Regions from separate parts of the Homo sapiens genome. Here region 1 is linked to region 2. The links are chromatin loops, found by intact Hi-C in ENCODE. Cell type or tissue: HCT116. All regions are shown on one strand. Each heading gives the region's core, and the rest is flanking DNA. Links, peaks and the distances in the headings are about the cores only. Region 1 overlaps DNAJC1 (DnaJ heat shock protein family (Hsp40) member C1). Region 2 overlaps DNAJC1 (DnaJ heat shock protein family (Hsp40) member C1).

Evidence for each region. Peaks named below come from ENCODE experiments on the same cell type or tissue, not always from the same donor. Only the 100,000 strongest peaks of a DNase experiment are listed, where the experiment ranks them.
Region 1: a loop joins it to region 2, with 2.1 times the contacts of the local background. A loop is called at or near these places in 1 of 110 quality-filtered maps.

What each region holds. Positions count from the first base shown.
Region 1 is chr10:21,762,901-21,772,932 of GRCh38, forward strand. DNAJC1 (DnaJ heat shock protein family (Hsp40) member C1) reads right to left here. Exons shown (of 12, transcript NM_022365.4): 10 at 3,361-3,409. Among named protein-coding and RNA genes, the nearest start is that of MLLT10, 230 kb to the left of the region's middle. In HCT116, for the core only: no CTCF peak of the experiment used is centred there; no DNase peak of the experiment used is centred there.
Region 2 is chr10:21,843,881-21,853,912 of GRCh38, forward strand. The region is part of intron 8 of DNAJC1 (DnaJ heat shock protein family (Hsp40) member C1); the gene reads right to left. Among named protein-coding and RNA genes, the nearest start is that of DNAJC1, 150 kb to the right of the region's middle. RefSeq lists a silencer at 5,827-6,027. In HCT116, for the core only: no CTCF peak of the experiment used is centred there; a DNase peak (open chromatin) is centred at 5,901.

The DNA of each region.
Region 1 (10,032 bases), core at 2,262-7,261, 82 kb before region 2:
ATAACAAAGAAAATACTTTCAAACATCGACTTTGTTTTTTTTGTTTTTTGAGCCAGTCTCGCTCTGTTGCCCAGGCTGGAAGTTCAGTGGCATGATCTCGGCTCACTGCAACCTCTGCCTCCCGGGTTCAAGTGATTCTCCTGCCTCAGCTTCCCGAGTAGCTGAGACCACAGGCATGGGCCACAACACCCAACTAATTTTTGTAGTTTTAGTAGAGACCGGGTTTCACTATGTTGGCCAGGCTGGTCTCGAACTCCTGACCTCAGGTGATCCGCCCATCTTGGCCTCCCAAAGTGTCAGGATTACAGGCGTGAGGCACCGTGCCCAGCCAAGCATCTACTTTCAAACGTCCTTTCTACAGCATAAATATCTTTCAAAACACTTTCACATTCATTGTTAAAAATCCATCTTTATTTTGTAAAAACATTTTAATATAATAAAATGATTAAAGATATTAGTCTTCAGCGAGTATGCTGCTATTAACATAAGAAAGAGGGAGGCAAATACAGACAGTCTGTGCAAGACTAGTTATACTTCTAGACGTGTACGCCCTCACACTCCAATTCATTATTCCCTCTGTGGAAGGGGGCCAGGAACCCAGACTCAGACACTTTTCATTGCATTCCCTTTTGTACTGTTTTAATTTTTTAAGTGTGTGCAGGTTGTTTTTTTTTTTTTTTTTTAGACCCTACGCCAAGAATTTATTTATTTATTTGGTAAAAGAAAAGTATAAAATTGAGGATCTTTAAATTCAAAAACTTTTAAAAGTACTTTGTCAAAATACTAGGAAGCCTCTGTGTAATAGGAAATATTCCCATGGTTGCCTTCCACCTTATAAAAAGATGTCACTGAAACTCTGGGGTTATCTATACATTCACTCAACTGGGTATCTTGTTGCAATATCTTGAGAGTGAAAGAACATGGGATGATGCCAAGTGACGAGGCCACCATCAGCCTGTGAGTGCTGTGGAAATCCCATTTTTCCCTTGGGAAACGTTGGTGCCCTATGTACGTAACACATAAGCTCTGCTAATGGGCACAGTGAGGGTGCTGGCATAAGTCGGAATATCAAAGATGAGAAAGTTTAATTCCTCTCTCACTGCCTTAAGATAAAAACAAAGATCAACAGAAATTCAAATACGGTCTTCTTATATTCCAAAGAATCATCCTGTCTACCTCACTTTGGAGACCACAACTTCAGAACAATAAAAAAAAAATGGAAACAAACAAAATGTCCAACAATAGAAACTTGTTAAATAAACTATGGGGCAGACATCTATACTATGGACTACTATGGAGCCATTAAGAAGATGATACAGACATATGAGTGTACGGAGTGAAAAAATGTAAAACAGTATTGCGGTACAGTCCCATTCTTGTAAAAATATTATATGCACATATGTGCATCAGAAAAGTCTGAAGAAATATCTCTCTCAAAATAACAACAATTGGTAGGTTACATGTGATTGTTATTTTCTTCCTTTTGTTTATCTGTATTTTTTTGAGTTTCTATTAGCGAACATTTCTTTCCATGCTCACTAAAGCAACTCTCTTAAGAAACAGCCAAATACCTCCATCTGGGTGTGTTCTTATCTGTAGAAGGTCATTTTCCCCTGTGCTAGCCTATTAAGCCAGCTGTGTTTTCTAAACCATCCATTTCAAACACTTTGAAAGGTATCCAAAATCTTAGGAAACAATTTTAGAATTTCTAATAATACTTCAGAAGCACAGCTTTATGGCTTAAATGGATCACACTGCTTACGGATTCTTTGTTAATTTGTGAACATAATCAGAAGAAATACTTTTATTTCAAAATTCTTTGGCTTCTTAAAGGCTATTAAAAAACAAAATAAAACACATAATTTAATGAATATATTTGTGACAAAGACCTTATGGTGCTTTTAGAGAGTCACAGGATGTTTGGATGTGGCCAAATATCACATCGGATTTGCCTCTTTTCCTCTCTGTCCTGATGCTGGATCTGCTCTCTGCTCAAAGCTGCTTCTGGTGCCTTCTCTCAGCCACAGGTGTTGCCTCAGAGATGCACTTAAATATTCAACTCCACATTTCCTGTTTTCTTCATACTTCTGACCCCCCTCCACCAAGCTCCAGGAAGATCTACGTCAGTTCCTTACTCTGAGCTGCGCTGCCTTTTCAATGGTATGATTTTGGAGAATGTCTTGAAGTAGGCTTCTGTCATATAACATCCCATTGCCCCGTCTCTGCCTCCATGCCCACAGAAATAACTTCATTGGCAGAAAAAGAAATCCAGAAATTTCCTCTTGCTAAAGCCTGGAGAACTCCAAGTTGAATTCTTTTAAAAAAATTTTTTTTTACGTTTATTTTTCAGAAATGGGGGGTCTCACTATGTTGCCCAGGCTGGTTTTGAACTCCTGGGCTCAAGTGATCCTCCCGCCTCGGCCTCTAGAGTAGTTGAAACTATAGCTGTGCCACCACGCCCGGCTGGGGTGGCTTTTTGAGATCTCTGGGTTTGCTAATTGTTGGCTTGTTCATCTGCATTACTCTCCCTGGGACCTGTATTTGAGTTAGGTTGCAAAGTTTCTGAAGCATGTTCTTATTTCCTGGTTCTAAGCAAAGAATATGGAGACTCTAACAAAATTCCAGTTAATCTTGGAGGAAATTGATTTTAAGAAACATAAATGGGGCTGAGCACGGTGGCTCACGCCTGTAATCCCAGCAATTTGGGAGGCCGAGGTGAGAGGATCAAGAGGTCAGGAGTTCAAGACCAGCCTAGCCAAGATGGTGAAACCAGGTCTCTACTAAAAATACAAAAATCTGTCAGGTGCAGTGGCGGGCGCCCGTAATCCCAGCTACTCGGGGGCTGAGGCAGGAGAATCACTTGAACCTGGGAGGCAGAGGTTGCAGTGAGCCGAGATTGCGCCACTGCACGCTAGCCTGGGCAACAGAGCAAGACTCCGTCTCAAAAAAAAGGAAACATAAATGCCTGGGAAAGCTGTTAGCCATTTATCCCAAAGGGCAGCTCTGCAAGTGCGGCAGTGACAGGGGTGGACAGTGCAGGGAAACAGTGTGCACATAGCATTTGCGTGGTGTGCAGATGGGCTTTCTCCTGTGTTCCCCGTCCCCACAAATTAAACTATAGAAGACGATCTGTATACTTATTTAACCTTATTAATTAAATACATCTTCTCGGCACCAGTATGTGCAGGGCTGGACTGGCTTGCTGGTGCCCGTATTTCAACCCTTTTTGGAGATATGACCAGATTTAGAGTTCATTAGGCAAAACTTCTAGACCCTTGTATTTAAAGAAGTTATTATAAAAAGGGATTAATTTAGAAGAAACCACTTTAGATTAATGAGATAGAGGAAGTATGAACTCACCTGGGGAGCAGGTCACTGAATCCTTCAGTTGCTTGGCTTTGGTTGTCACCTGTTTCAAAACATAAAAGCAAAAATCTTACTTTCCATGTACCTACTATATGCTGAGTGAAACGATTCCATGTAAGCTCCATGTGAATGAACACAGTTCATTGGATCTTAGGCCTGAAAGACCCTCAGTCGTCTGTCGCATCCATTAATGTAATTAACAAGAAAACTGAAGCCCAGAGAGATTAAATGGATAGCTCCAAAACACCCATCCACTCAGCAGCAGCTTCAGGACAAGAACTCACATCCCTAGACTCCTTCTAGTTCAATGACAGTTCCGTTATACGAGGCTGCCTCTTTTCATTTTTATTTTTTTTTAATACTTTAAGTTCTAGGGTACATATGCACAACGGGGGCTGCCTCTTAAAAGATACTACTTTCAAGGCCGGGCATGGTGGCTCATGCCTGCAATCCTAGCACTTTGGGAGGCCAAGGTGGGTGGATCACTTGAGGTCAGGAGTTCAAGACCAGCCTGTCCAACATGGGGAAACCCCGTTTCTATGAAAATACAAAAAGTAGCTGGGCAAGGCGGTGGTTGCCTGTAATCCCAGCTACTCGGGAGGCTGAGGCAGGAGAATCGCTTGAACCCAGGAGGCGGAGGTTGCAGTAAGCTGACATTGCACCACTGCACTCCAGCCTGGGCATCGGAGTGAGACCCTGCCTAAAAAAAAAAAAAAAAAAAAAAGATACTACTTTCATTATGCAAACAGGTCATTTTTTAAACCTAGAATTTCCAGAAATGGAATATCTTTCTTCACTGGAGAATATTCTACCACTGAGTATTGCAATCAGTGGGGAAAATGACATTTATGCTAATAGTGTTATAAGATAAAAGTCCTTCCTTTCTGCAACCTGGAAGGGAACCCTAAGAGCATCTGAGATTGACATTGGAGGAAGAATCTGTTGATGGAGTGGGGCAGCTGCACCCAAGAACCATGATACCTTTACACATATGAGTGTGGATCCACAGAAAGAATTTGGTCTGGTGGTAATTTTTTTTCTTTATATAAATGGTATCATATTTCACGTCTTATTCTATAGCTTGCTCTTTCTTCATTTAACAATGTCTTTGAGATCTACATACAGAATTGCCTTATTTTTCTTTTATCTTCTCTTTCTCTGTCAACTTATTTTGTTTGTTTGTTTGTTTTTAAAGATATGTTGCTATGTTGCAGTCTTGCTATGTGGCCCAGAATGGCCTGTAACTCCTAGGCTCAAATGATCCTCCCACCTCAGCCTCCTGAGTAGCTGGGACTACAGGCATGAGCCACTGCACTTGGCTTTCTTTTTTAAAATTGAGATAAAATTTACAGAGTGTAATGTGCAGACTTTAAATGTGCAATTTGATGAGTTTTGACCAAAAATCTCTGCCTATGTAACCAACATCACAATCAAATTACAGAATATTGACCAGGCACAGTCGCTCATGCCTGTAATCCCAGCACTCTGGGAGGCCGAGGCAGCCAGATCACTTGAGGTCAGGAGTTCGAGACCAGCCTGGTCAATATAGCAAAACCTGTCTCTACTAAAAATACAAAAATTATCCAGGCACGGTGGCACACGCCTGTAATCCCAGCTATTTGGGAGGCTGAGGCAGCAGAACTGCTTGAACCCAGGAGGTAGAGGTTGCAGTGAGCTGAGATTACGTCACTGCACTCCAGCCTGGGCAACAGAGCCAGACTCCATCTTAAAAAAAAAAAAATTACAGAACATTCCTATTACTCCAGAAAGTTCCCTTGTGCCCTTCATGCAATCTCTATCCTGCCACAGACAACCACTGTTCAGACTTCTATTGTATATTTTTAAGAAATATGGGGTTAAAGTTATTAATTTTTTTCAAATGAATAGTTAATTGCCCTAATGCACTTATCTAACAAGCCATCCTTTCCATTTATTTAAAATATGAATTTCATTAAAGTTATGTTTGGCTGTAAACATGTGCTATTATATTTTTCTATATTTCTCTATCCCATTAATCCATGTATATTCTCGAACCAACACTTCATGGCTTTAATGAAATTTGAAAGTAAAATGTCAGAAAGCATGATCATTAAGAGCCGAGAGTCAGGCAGATCTGCTCTTCAGTCTTGGTTCCACCTCTCAGCTGGGTAACAGACAGCAATTTTCCATCCTTCTCTGTTTCATATATTACCCTCTGTAATGTGTGGATACCACTACCATTTGCCTCTTACGGATGTTTTCAGTTTGAAACAAACCCTTAGCATGATACCTGGCAGACAGTAAAGGCTCAGTAAATATTACCTGTTATAATTGAAATAGATCATTTGTTTTCCATTCATACAAAGAGCAGAATTAGAACATTTAAAGCTGCTTGGAAACACTTTTCAATTTTGTTCCCTACCTTCCACTCTCTCTACAGATGACCTTGCTTCCTATTTAATGTAAACAAACTGAAGTTATCCAACATGAGCTTCCTTGACTTCTGAATTTCCCAGCTCAAAAATTTGATTGCCCCACCATATATCCATTCCTTCTTTTATCCTAATTCAAAGAAATAAATGCATTCCTTCCCCTTGAGGCTAAATCTGCCCCTTGAATCCTCACAGAACTATGCTCCATCAATTACTTGCTTTCATCTTCAACTTCCCCTGTCCATGAGATGCATCCCATAAATCTTCAAACTTAGCTCAAGTAGTCTACTCTAAATCTTCCCTTGACCTTATCTTTTCTATTCCACTTGGCATTCATGAGAATATGTCCTAGTTTTCCTTCTTTCTCTGAATGTTCCTCCACTGGCCTCTCCTATATACTCCTGCCTCTTGTTCCCTAATAGAAGTGTTCCTCAACATTCTACCCTTGCCATTCATGTTCTTTCCACTTTCTACTCTGGTATCTCATCCCAGCTATTCGATAATACTTTAGAAAAGAAATGATTAACCTAGGTCTCTGGCCCTGACTTCTACCTTGGAATGCCAGTCTCATAGAAACTGACCACGCAACAATGGATCCTCAGATCTGAAAAGGACTTCACCTACGTAACATTAAGCTTACTATGCAATAGGCACTGTTCTAAATAAATTGTGTGTGTGCACATATTCCTCACAGTAGCAATATGAGGTAGGCATAGAATGGTTATCCTGATTTTACAGAATCTGAGGCCCAGGGAGAATAAATAATATATCCAAGTTAAACAGTTAGTGAGAAGCTAAAACAAGCAGGGATCTAAAATTTTTGCTCTCTATCACTATAACATAACCACCTTTTAAATCCAAATCTTTCATTTTATAGAAGAAGAAACAAGCCAAGTGCTCTTTCTGCTGTACTACATGGCTTCACTTTCTAACTGCCATTAAATCTCTCAGAGGTCTCCTAGTTCCTAAAACTAACCAAACCAAAAACTAAACTCATCAGTTTTTCTTTTCTTTTCTTTTCTTTTGAGACAGAGTTTCTGTTCTTGTTGTCCAGGCTGGAGTGCAATGGAGCGATTCCAGCTCACTACAACCTCTGCCTCCCAGGTTCAAGCAATTCTCCTGCCTCAGCCTCCTGAGTAGCTGGGATTACAGGCATGAGCCACCACGCCAGGCTAATTTTGTATTTTTAGTAGAGATGGGGTTTCTCCATGTTGGTCAGGCTGGTCTTGAACTCCCAGCCTCAGGTGATCCACCCACCTCGGCCTCCCAAAGTGCTGGGATTACAGGCGTGAGCCACTGCGCCCGGCCTAAACTCATCAGTTTTTCCAATAAAACAACTTCTCTGCTTTTCCTCCATTGCTTAATAGTTTTATCATCCAAGTCACTTAGGCTCAAAATCTAACGAGTCCATTTTTGGATTTTTTCTCTCCTTCCCCAACGAGTTGCTTCACAGTTCAATTCCATTTGTTCCCTTCTCTCTCAGACCTCCACCACCTGCACTAGTCCTTCATTCTCACTTGACCAAACTAATATAACACTTTCTAACAGGTCCCTAACTTAATAGTTAATAATTAATGACTGATGCTGAGCATTTTTTCATGTGTTTATTGGACATCTGTGTATCTTCCTTGGAGGAATATCTATTCATATCCTGTATCCATTGCTTATGTGGGTCATTTAACTTTTTATTATTGAGTTGTAAGATTATTTTTTTCTTCTTTTTTTTTTTTTTTTTTTTGAGATGGAGTCTAGCTCTGTCGCCCAGGCTGGAGTGCAGTGGCACGATCTCGACTCACTGCAGCCTCCGCCTCCAAGGTTCAAGTGATTCTCCCACCTCAGCCTCACAAGTAACTGGGACTACAGGCATGTGCCAAGATGCCCGGCTAATTTTTTGTATTTTTAGTAGAGATGGGGTTTCACCGTGTTGGTCAGGCTGGTCTCAAACTCCTGACCTGAGGTGATCCGCCCGCCTCGGCCTCCCAAAGTGCTGGGAGTACAGGCGTAAGCCACCATGCCTGGCCAGAGTTGTAAGATTCTTGATGTGCTCTGGGTACATATACTTTTATCAGACATAAGATGTGCAAATAAGTTCTCCCATTCTTTGGGTTGCTTTTTCACTTTCTTGATGGTGTCCTTTGACTCACAAAAGTTTTTAATTTTGCTGAGGTCCAATTTATCTATTTTTTTTAATTTTGAAGCTTTTGGTTGCTTGTGCCTTTGGTGTCATATCTAAGAATCCTCTGCCAAATCTAAGGTCAGGAAGACTTAAGAGTTCCAAATTAAATTAGACTTTAATTTCTTTCAACAATGTTATATAGTTTTCAAAGTTAAAGTTTTTCACTTCTTTTAATTTATTCCTGAGTATTTTATTCTTTTTGATGCAATTATGAATGTCATTAATTTCATTTTCAAGTTGTTCATTGTAAATGTATAAAAAATAAAACTGATTTTTGTAATATTGCTATGTATCCTGCAACCTTGCTAAACTCATTTATTAGTTCCAATGTTTTTTTTAGTGCATTTCTCAAGATTTTCTATATATAAAATCATGCCATCTGCAAATAGATAATTTTACTTCTTTTTTTCCATCTTATTTCTTTTTCTTGCCTAAATGCCCTGGCTAAGACTTCAATACAATGCTGAATAGAAGAAGCAAGAGCAGACATCCTTGTTTTGTTCTTGATCTTAGCAGGAAAGCATTCTTTCACCAGTAAACATGGTGTTGTGGGTTTTTAGTATGGTCTTTTATCTGGTTGAGATACTTCTTTTTTATTCCTAGTCTGCTGAGTGTTTTTATAGTGCAAGGGTGTTGGGTTTTGTCAAACACTTTTTTTTTTTTGAGACGCAGTCTCGCTCTGTTGCCCAGGCTGCAGTGCAATGGCACGATCTCGGCTGACTGCAACCTCTGCCTCTGGGTTCAAGTGATTCTCCTGCCTCAGCCTCCCGAGTAGCTGGGATTACAGGTGCGTGCCACCACACCTGGCTATATTTTGTATTTTTAGTAGAGATAGGGTTTCACCACATTGGCCAGGCTGATCTTGAACTGCTGACCTCAGGTGATCAGCCTGCCCTGGCCTCCCAAAGCGTTGGTATTACAGGTGGGAGCCACTGAGTCCGGCTCAAACACTTCTCTTGAGATGATCGTGTGATACTGCTTTTTATTCTATTGACATGAGGTATTTACATTAATTGATCTTGAGATGTTTAACCAACCTTGTGTTCCATGGTTAAATGCCACTTGATCATGGTAATAAATGTTTTTTGTTTGTTTGTTTGTTTTTAGATAAATCTTCACCCAGGCTGAAGTACAGTGGTGTGATCAAAGCTCACTGCATCCTTCAATTCCTGGACTCAAGGGATTCCCCCTGCTTAGCCTCCTGAGGAGCTGCAACTACAGTTGCACACCACCATGCCCAGCTTCATGGTGATAATTCTTTTTATAAGTTGCCGAATTCAGTTTGGTGGTATTTTTTGAGATTTTTTTCATCCATATTTATAAAAACATTGGTCTGTAGTTTTCTTGTGATGTCTTTGGTTTTGCATCAAGGTAATACTGCCATCATAAAATGAGATGAGAAATATTCACCCCTCTTCTTTTTTTTTTTTTTTTTTTTTTGAGAGCACTGGAATTTTTTAAATGTTTGGTAGAATTCAGTGGTGAAACTATCTGGACTTGGACTTTTCATTATGTATAGGTTTTTGATAACTAATTCAACCTTTTTACTAATTATAAGTCTATCTATTAAAATGGTCTGTTTCTGATTTAGTTTTAGCAGTTTGTGTCTTTCCAGGAATTTATTCATTTCACTTCTATTAGAAAAATAGCCATCTAATTTCTTGACATACATTTATTCACGATTGTATTCCTTTATAATCCTTTTTATTTATATAAGATTGGCAGTAATGTCCTTTTTTTTGACCCTAGAAATTTGAGTCCTTTCTCTTTTTTTCTTGGTTAATTACTTACTTAAATGCATGTTAATTTTCTTGATATTTTCCAAGAATCAGCTTTTGGTTTCACTGATTTTCTCTATTTCTTTATTGTTCTCTATTTCTTCCATTTCTGCTTGTAATAGTCCGCTCTCACATGGCTATAAAGAAATGCCTGAGATTGGGTAATTTATAAAGAAAAGATACTGAATTGGCTCATGGTTTCACAAGCTGTACAGGAAGCGTGGCAGCATCTGCTTGGCTTCTGGGGAAGCCTCAGGAAACTTACAATCACGGCAGAAGGCAAACTAGGAGGCAGCACTTC
Region 2 (10,032 bases), core at 3,086-8,085:
CACACAAATCTCACCTTGAATTGTAATAATCCCCACCTGTCAAGGGCAGGGTGAGGTGGAGATAACTGAATCACAGGGGGAGTTTCCCCCATACTGTTCTCATGGTAGTGAGTAAGTCTTACAAGATCTGATGGTTTTATAAATGGGAGTTCCTCAGCACAAGCTCTCTTGCCTGCTGCCATGTAAGATGTGTCTTTGCTTCTCTTTTGCCTTCCACCATGATTATGAGACCTCCCCAGCCAAGTGGAACTGTAAGTCAATTAAACCTCTTTCCTTTATAAATTATCCATTCTCGATTATGTCTTTATTAGCAGCATGAAAATGGACCAATATACTCAGTCTCCCGAGTAGCTGGGATTACAGCTGTGCGCCACCACACCTGGCTAATTTTTTTTTTTTGTATTTTTAGTACAGGTTGGGTTTCACAACGTTGCCCAGGCTGGTCTCGAATCCTGGCCTCAAGTGATCCACCCACCTCAGGCTCCCAAAATGTTGGGATTACAGGCATGAGCCACTGTGCCTGGCCCAATCTTACTGTCATTGGACAGTACTTCATCTGTGCAGTCTTGAGTTATGTAAGGAGACATGAATATTAAGATTTTTAGAAGTACATAGAGAATAATGGCAAGCTAAAAAGTTTCGGGCAGAGACACACCAGTAAAGAGACTATACTGCAATTAAAAACTATTATTCAACTTTGCATTTTTGATCCTATTAATCATTTTGAAACATATGTTGATTTTCAACTCAGTTTGTTTAGTTTACTAATACATCCACAATAGTCTACCCCACCACCACCCCATTAGAATAGGTATTAAAGATACTATCATTTAAGAGGAAAAATGGCTGTTTTTTTAAAAAAATAGATTTTTGGCTGTGCACAGTGACTCACGCCTGCAATCCCAACACTTTGGGAGGCCAAGGTGGGAGGATCAATTGAACGTGAGCTCAATACCAGCCTTGGCAACATAAGAGACCCTGTCTCTGCAAAAAAATTTTAAAAATTAGGCATGGTGGTGCCTACCTGTAGCCCAAGCTACCCAGGAGGCTGGAGCAGGAGGACTGCTTGTGCACAGGAGGTGCCACTGCTTGGCTGCAGTGAGCCTAGATCATGCCAATGCACTCCAGCCTGGGTGACAGAGTATGAGACTCTGTCTCAAAAAATTTATATGTGTACACACAGATTTTTAAATTTCCCTACGGTGGAGAGATTGTCTGGGTTTGGTAGTTACGTAGCTATAACCGTAAAAGCCTTCCTAGATAATACACTGTATTTTGGGGGCTTCTGTTTGTCCTTTCAAGTAGCACTAGTGACAAGATGATAAACTGCAAATTTGTTTGTCTCGTGTGCCATTGCATAGATTCTGATCTTCCATCAAGCAAGCTGGAGGGGAAAAAAAGTCACTTTTAAGTAGTTAATAAATGGTACACTAAAATTCCTAACTATGTCTGCATAAACTACATAAAAATTAGAACTTTTTTTTTTTTTTTTGAGACTGGGTCTTGTTCTGTTGCCCAGGCTGGAGCACAGTGGTGTGATCTCGGCTCACTGCAACCTCCGCCTCCAGGGTTCAACCTATTCTCCTGCCTTAGCCTCCCGAGTAGCTGGGACTATAGGTGTGTGCCACCATGCCCGGCTAATGTTTGTATTTTTAATAGAGACAGGGTTTCACCATGTTGGCCAGGCTGGTCTCGAAATCTTGACCTCGGCCTCCCAAAGTGCTGGGATTACAGACATGAGCCACTGTGCCCTGCCTAGGACATTAATTTTTAAACTGGGCTCTAAAACTAACTGGTGGCACTTAGAAGTATAAAGTATTAATTCAATTATTTTTTTATTGTGAAATGCTCCAAGGCAATTGTTTTAATGCAGAAAATAATTATTAAAAAAACACTCTGGTAATCTGATAGTAAGATAATCAAGCATGTACATAAAATATACAACAATATGAAAAGGTAAATATATTCTTGGTAATATGCCCCCAGGAAGAAGTACATTAAATGAGTCTATATTAAATTTTACCTATTTGAATTAAGAAACTTTTGAAAAAAGAACCATTTCAGCTTCAGATTTCCTTAACCACCTCTAGATTAAATTGTAATTGCTAAGTAGAATATCCATAGTTGAACCAAATTTAGTTATGAAAGATCTATAATGCAACAGCCATGATCCAATTAAAGGTAGACTGGTATAATGATTAAAAGTACTGGGGTCAAATAAACCTCCTCATGTTAACGCATCAGTAAATGGGAAATAATAATAATGTTATCTCACATAGTTGATGTAAGGCTTAATTGAGGTAGTTTGCGTACAATGTCTGTGAACTGAAGGAGTTCAAGCACAATGCCTGTCATGTAATAAATAATAAACAAACATTAACCGCTATTACTATCATCCTCTTTTAATTCTGAAGGTAGATACCTGCTACTTTATTGGAACTCCCTTAGAAAACAATTTTGGGCTCTGCCAAAAATCATTTAATATGGCAAAAAAAAACCAAAGGTTTAAAGTTTCCTCAATATGGTTGACCAGGTATCTGGACCATCCCTGTGGCTAAATGCATCTGTGGATAAGGTGTTACTATGTTTAAAGAAATAAAAGACCAGCATGAAAATATCCACATATGCAGAGGTATTAGAAAAATATAAATATTTACCAAAAGGATTTGATAAAGTACCAAGTAGAGCCTCTACCATTAAAACTTTTTAAAATTGAAATATAATATTCAGCAGATAGGTATAAAAGCAAATTAAATATATATGTTACAAAGAGTATTAGCGAGATGGAAGACAGAAAATTTAAAAGCCAGCCAAAATGAGGTTAGGATTAAACACTATATCCCAAGTATCAAAGTGTTTTACATTAACAGATTTAATCTTCCCAACAACCTACTATTATCTCCATTTTACAACACAAAATAATGAAACTGGTGTTGTCTCGTTTGTATTTCAAAAATAAACATTTCCATATCAAAGATGAAAGACAAATGGATAATGACTTTTTTTTTTTTTTTTTAAACTCCGTTTTCAGTTCTGGCTTAGATAGGAGAGGTGATAACTAAGAATCCTGCTTGAAGGTGTCAAGGACAAATAGATAGGAAGCTTCTATGATAAAGAGATAAACATTTTTCACATAATACAGTTACTAGAAATAAATATGTATTACTCCTAGGTCCCTTCCCCTTTTCTAGCTGTTTAGCTCTTATTCCTCAATGTTCAGCTCAAGTGTAATTTCTTTTCCCTTAGGTGTCACTTTGCATCTATGCATTATTTTACTTTTACATTCATAGTGTGTTATAAGCATTGTCACTTCCAAACTGTGTGCCTCTAGGAAAGAACCAGCAAAGTAGTCATAAAAATGTCACACAGTTAGGATTCAGCAATTTTTGTGACTCCAAAATATCATTTACTTTCTCCCAATTTTCTTCTTTTAAAATTGATATATAATAATTGGACATATTTATGGGGCACATGTGATATTTTGATGCATGCATACATATATTAAATCAGGGTAATTAGGATATCCATCACTTGAAAAATTTATCATTTCTTTGGGTTGGGAATATTCCAAATCTTATCTTCTAGCTGTTTTGAAATATACAACAAATTACTGTTAACTATGGTCACTCTACCATGCCATCAAACACTAGAACTTATTCTTTCTAACTGTATTTTTGCAACCGCTAACCAGCCTCTCTTCATCATCCCTCCCTCCTACCTTTGTCAGCCTCTAGTAACTATCATTCTACTTTCTACCTCTGTGAGATCAAGTTTTTCAGCTGTCACATATGAGTGAGAACTTACAATAGTTATCTTCTTGTGCATGGCTTATTAAAATTAACATAACGTCCTCTAGTTCCATCTATGTTGCTGCTACTAACAGAATTTCATTCTTTTTTCATGGTTGAATGATATTCCATTGAGTGTGTGTCCATATATATATGGACAAACACACCATTTTCTTTATCCATTCATATCCTAATGGACACTTAGGTTGATTTTGTTATCTTGGCTATTGTGAATAGTGGTGCAACAAAAATGGGCATGCAGGTATCACTTTGATACCCTGGTTTCCTTTCTTTTGGATACATACCCAGCAAATGGATTGCTAAATCGGATGGTAGATCTATTTGTAGTTTCTTGAAGAATGTCCATACTGTTTTCCATAGCAGTTATACTCACTTTCTCACCAACAGTGAACTATTAGTGTTTCCCTTTCTCTACATCCTTGCCAACACTTGTTGTTTTGTCTTTTTGATAACAGTCACTTTAACTGGGGTCAGATTATATCTCATTTTGGTTTTGATTTGCATTTCCCTGATGATTAGTGATACTAAGCATTTATTTTCATATACTTGTTGGCCATTTCTATGCCTTCTTTCGAAAAATGTCTATTAAGATCATTTGCTCATTTTAAAATCAGATTATTTGCTATTGAGTTGAGTTTCTTATATATTCTAGTTATTAATCCCTTGTCAGATGAATAGTTTGCAAATATTTTCCTCCATTCCATAGGCTGTCTCTTTGTTGCTTCCTTTGTTGTGCAGAACATTTTTAGCTTGTTGCAATCCTTTTTGTCTATTTTTGCTTTTGTATTCTGTGCTTTTGAGGTCTTACCCCTAAAAAAATCTTTGCCCAGACCAATGTCCTGAAGTATTTCCCCAATATAACCCCACTTTCAATATGGATAGAACATCTAGAAAGAAGATAAATAGGGAACCAGAGGATTTGAATAACATTATAAACCAAATAGATCTAACAGACATCTACAGAACAATCCATCCAATAACAGCAGAATACACATTCTTCTCCAGTGCACATGGAACATTCTCCAGGATAAAACATGTATCAAGCCACAAAACAAGTGTCAATAAATTTTAAATTGCTCAAATCACACAAAGTATCTTCTGTAATCACAAGAAATGAAGATAGAAATCAGCAACAGAAGAAAAACGAGAAAACTCAAAGCATGTGGATATTAAAACACTCTTAACCAATGAGTACAAGAAAAATCAAAAGGGAAATTTGAAAACACTCAGAAACAAATTAAAATAATAATAAAGCATACCAAAATGTATGAATACAGTGAAAGCAGTGTTTGAAGGTAATCTTATAATAGTAAATGCCAGCCAGGCACAGTGGCTCAAGCCTGTAATCCCAGTACTTTGGGAGGCTGAGGCAGGTGGATCACCTGATGTCAGGAGTTCAAGACCAATCTGGCCAACATGACAAAACCCTGTTTCTACTAAAAATACAAAAAAAATTAGCCAGGCATGGTGGCACGCACCTGTAATCCCAGCTACTCAGGAGGCTGAGGCAAGAGAATCATTTGAACCCAGAAGTCAGAGGTTGCAGTGAGCCGAGATCGTGCCACTGCACTCCAGGCTGGGTGACAGAGTGGGACTCCGCCTCAAAAAAAAAAAAAAAAAAAAAAAAAAAGTAAATGCCTACACTGATAAGAAGTATTTCAAATTAATAATTTAGACTTTATTCCTGAAGGAAGTAGAAAAAGGAGATCAGAGACCAAAGCTAGCAAAAGGAAGGAAATAATAAAAATGAAATAGAGAACAGATAAATAATAGAATCAATGAAACAAAATGTCATTTTTTTAAAAAGACAAAACTGACAAGCCAATACTGACAGGGGGAAAAAAAGAGGGGAGATGCAAATAACTCAGTCCTTTTCAAAATCTTAAAAAATCTGAAGAGAAGGGAACATTTGCTAACACATTTTATGATGCCAGTATTACACTGATTTCCAAGTCTGACAAAGACAGCATGAGAAAAGAAACTATAGACCAATATTGTTTATAGATATTGATACAAAAATCATCAAAAAAATATTAGCAACCCAAATCGAAAAGTGTATGAAAACAATTATACACTAAGATGAAGTGAGGTTTATCCCAGGAATGCAAGGTTGGTTCAACATGAGAAAATCATTCAATGTAATACATCACATTAATAGATAAAAGGGAAAAAAAAACCACACATGATCATCTCAATTGATGCAGAAAAACATTTGACAAAATTCAACACCCTTTCCTAATTAAAACACCCAATAAAGTAGGAATAGAAGGAAACTACCTCAACATAATAGAGGTCATTTGTGGAGAAACCATAGCTAACATCATACTCAATGGTAAAAGACTAAAAACTTTCCCGTTGAGATCAGGAACAAGATAAGGATGCCCACTTTAGCCACTTCTGTTTAAACATAGTACTGGAAGTTCTAGCCAGGGCAACTGTGTAAGAAAGAGAAATAATGGACATCTGAATTGGAAGGAAAAAGTAAAATTATCTCCGTTCACAGATATCATCTGATATGTAGAAAACTCTGAAGACCCTACAAAAAAAACTAGTAGAATTAACAAATTCAGTAACATTATAGGTACAAAAATCAATACATAAAACGCAGTTGGGTTTCTAGACACTAACAATGGACAATATAAACAAGAAAACTAAGAAAACAATTCCATTTACAACAGCATGAAACAGAATAAAATACTTAGGAATAAATTTAACTAAGGAGGTGAAGGACTTGTATACAGAAAATTACAAAACACTGCTGAAAGAGATTAAAGGAGACAGAAATAAATGGAACGACATCCCATGTTCATGTATTGGAATACTTAATATTTAAATTTTCTTTTCTTTTTTTTTTTTTTTACTTAGTGCTTCCTAGCACAAGGGAGACAATATTGTTAAGATGTGACTACTATGCACATCTATGCACATCAATGCAATACCCAACAAAATCCCAATGACATGTTTTGCAGAAACAAAAAATTCCATGCTAAAATTAATTAAAATCTCAAGGAACCCTAAATAGCCAAAATGAACTTGGAAAAAGAACAAAGGCTGGAGAATTCACACTTCCTGATTTGAAATTTTACTACAAAGCTATTGTAATCAAAATATTGTGGTACTGGCATGAAGACAGACACATAGAACAAGAGAAAAGAATAGAGAGGCCAGAAATAAACCTTGCATATATGATCAAATGGTTTTTGACACAGGTGACAAGTCCATTTAATGGAGATAGAAACAGTCTCTTCAACAAATAGTCCTGAGACTATACATACAGAATGAAGCAGGACCCATAACTCACACCACAAATAAAAATTAATGCAAAATGAATCAACAACCTAAATATAATAAGAAAAACCATAAAATTCATAGAAGAAAGCATAGGGGTAAAATTCACGCTCTTGGATTTGACAATGCATTCTTAGTCCAAACAACAAAAATAGAAGTCAATCAATTGGACTTCATCAAAATTAAAAACTTTTGTGCATGAAAGAACATTATTATGAAAATGAAAAAACTCCTACAGGATGAGAGAAAATATTTACAATTCGTATATCTGATAAGCACCTAGTATGCAGAATTATAACAAACTCAACAACAAAAAGACAACCCAATTCAAAAAAGGGCATTTATTCAAAGAAGCTACACAACAAATGGCCAAAAAACATGTGAAAAGATTCTCAACATCATTACTCACTAGGGGAATGCAAATCAAAACCAAAGTGAGATAGTGAGATATCACTGCACACCCTAGGGTGGCTATAACAATCACAACCACAACAAAAGTGAAAAATAACAAGTGAAGGTGAGAATATGGAGAAAATGGAATCCTCGTATATTGCTAGTGAGAATGTAAAATGGTTCGGCTGCAGTGGAAAACAGGTTGATGGTACATCAAAAAGTTAAACATAAAATTACCATCATCACCTAGCAATTCCAATCAGGTATATACCCAAAGCAATTGAAAACATAAACTCAAATAACCATACACACATTTGTAGCACCATCATTTACAATACGTAAAAGGTAGAAACAGCCCAAACATTTATCAATGGATGAATGGATAAACAAATTGTAAGATACGGCCGGGCGCAGTGGTTCATGCCTGTAATCCCAGCACTTTGGGAGGCCGAGACGGGTGGATCACTAGGGCAGGAGATCGATACCATCCTGGCTAACACAGTGAAACCCCATCTCTACTAAAAATACAAAAAATTAGCTGGCCTGGTGGCGGGCGCCTGTAGTCCCAGCTACTCGGAAGGCTGAGGCAGGAGAATGGTGTGAACCCGGGAGGCGGAGCTTGCAGTGAGCCGAGATCACGCCGCTGCACTCCAGCCTGAGCGACAGAGTGAGACTCTGTCTCAAAAAAAATAAAAAATAAAAAAAATAAAAAATTGTGAGATACACACACACACACACACACACACACACACACACACACACACGGAATATTATTCAGCCATAAAAAGATTGATACTAGCTACAAAGTGGATGACCATCAAAATATGCTAAGAGAAAGGAGGCAGAAACAAAAGGTCACATACTGTATGAGTTCCTTTAAATGAAATATTCAGAACAGGTAAATTCATAGAGACAAAATGCAGACTGGTGGTTGTCACGGGCTGGTGGAGGTGGGCAATGAGAAGCAATTGCTCAATGGGTACAGTTTCCTTTTGAGGTGATATCATGTTTTGGAGCTAGACAGAGGTGGTGGTTGGACAACACTGTGAATGTCCTAAATGCTACTGAATTGTTCATTTTAAAAGGTTAATTTTATGTTATATGGATTTCACCTCAATTTTTAAAAACTCTTATAGCAACAATAAAATCATACCTCATTGTGAGATCCACCAGAAAAGCTAAAATGAAAAAAGACATACAATATCAAGTGTTGTCAGGGTGTGGAGCAACAGAAATCCTCATGAACTAACTGGTGGATGTATAAATTGGTTACAATTACTTGGGAAGACTGGCAACATTTACCAGACGTAAACCATATGCATACCAAGCATAATGCTTGGTTAGGTGCTCAATAAATATTTATTGATTGAACTAACGAAGTACCCACTTTTTTTTTTTTTAGGTACTATGCTAAGAAACAGGACATAAATGAAAAGATATGGTTTGCTCTCCTAATAAAGATACACACACAAATGATTATAATATGCTTATATTGTGGAGGGTGGATATTGTAGTGGTTTTGGAGTCAGATCATTTGAGTTCTGACTCCACCATTTACTAGTTAGCTATGATTTTCAGCAAGTCTGAATTTTATTTCTGCATCAATTATAAAATATCTTTCCTTTCCACTCTCACTCCACAGTTTCAGTCTACTGCTGCTACTTTCACCTTTACAAAACAGAGCATGTCAATACCCCATTCCTTCCAGCTAAAAATCCAAAGATTCCCTACTACATAAAATAATCTAAACTTCTTATCTTGGCATTCAAAAACTTCTACATTTTGTTACCTACCTTTCTTTCCAGCTTTATCTCATATTCTACTCCTGCCATGTTCCAGAAGTCATTCTGGCCTGCTATATCTTATTTGGAATATACTGTTGAAATGTCTTGGCTTTGTGTCTTTGCGCCACATGTGTTTCTTCCAAGAATTCACTCTCTGTACTTTGAGTATTGTTAGTTCATGAGAAAGTGAGTCTTTCATGGTACTATATATTGATAAAGGGTCTTTTGCATTTAATTTTACTTAACATGTAGATTAACCCTGGGAGAGAGTAAACTGACCACGTTTATGGAAGTAGTCTGATACACACTAAAAATGAATAAAAATTAGCATTCAGGAGCACACTTTGGCCTCCCTGACCTTTTATTTCGGTAAAAAAAGTTATTTCCTCAATACTAACCATATTGTTGTACCAGAATATCTCTACTTAAAAACTGTCACTGACAGCCTGGCCAACATGGTGAAACCCTGTCTCTCCTAAAAATATAAAAATTAGCTGGGCGTGGTGGTGCACACCTGTAATCCTAGCTCATCAGGAGGCTGAGGCAGGAGAATTGCTTGAACCCAGGAGGCAGTGGTTGCAGTAAGCCGAGATTGCACACTCCAGCCTGGGCGACAGAATGAGACTCCATCTCAAAAAAAAAAAAAAAAAAAAAAAAAAAAAGACTATCACTGGGGAAACTGCTTTTCTGGTTCATCCATTTGAATCTAATCCAGTGTCAAAACTTATCAAGTTAGCTCTGCCACCCCTGTTATTCCT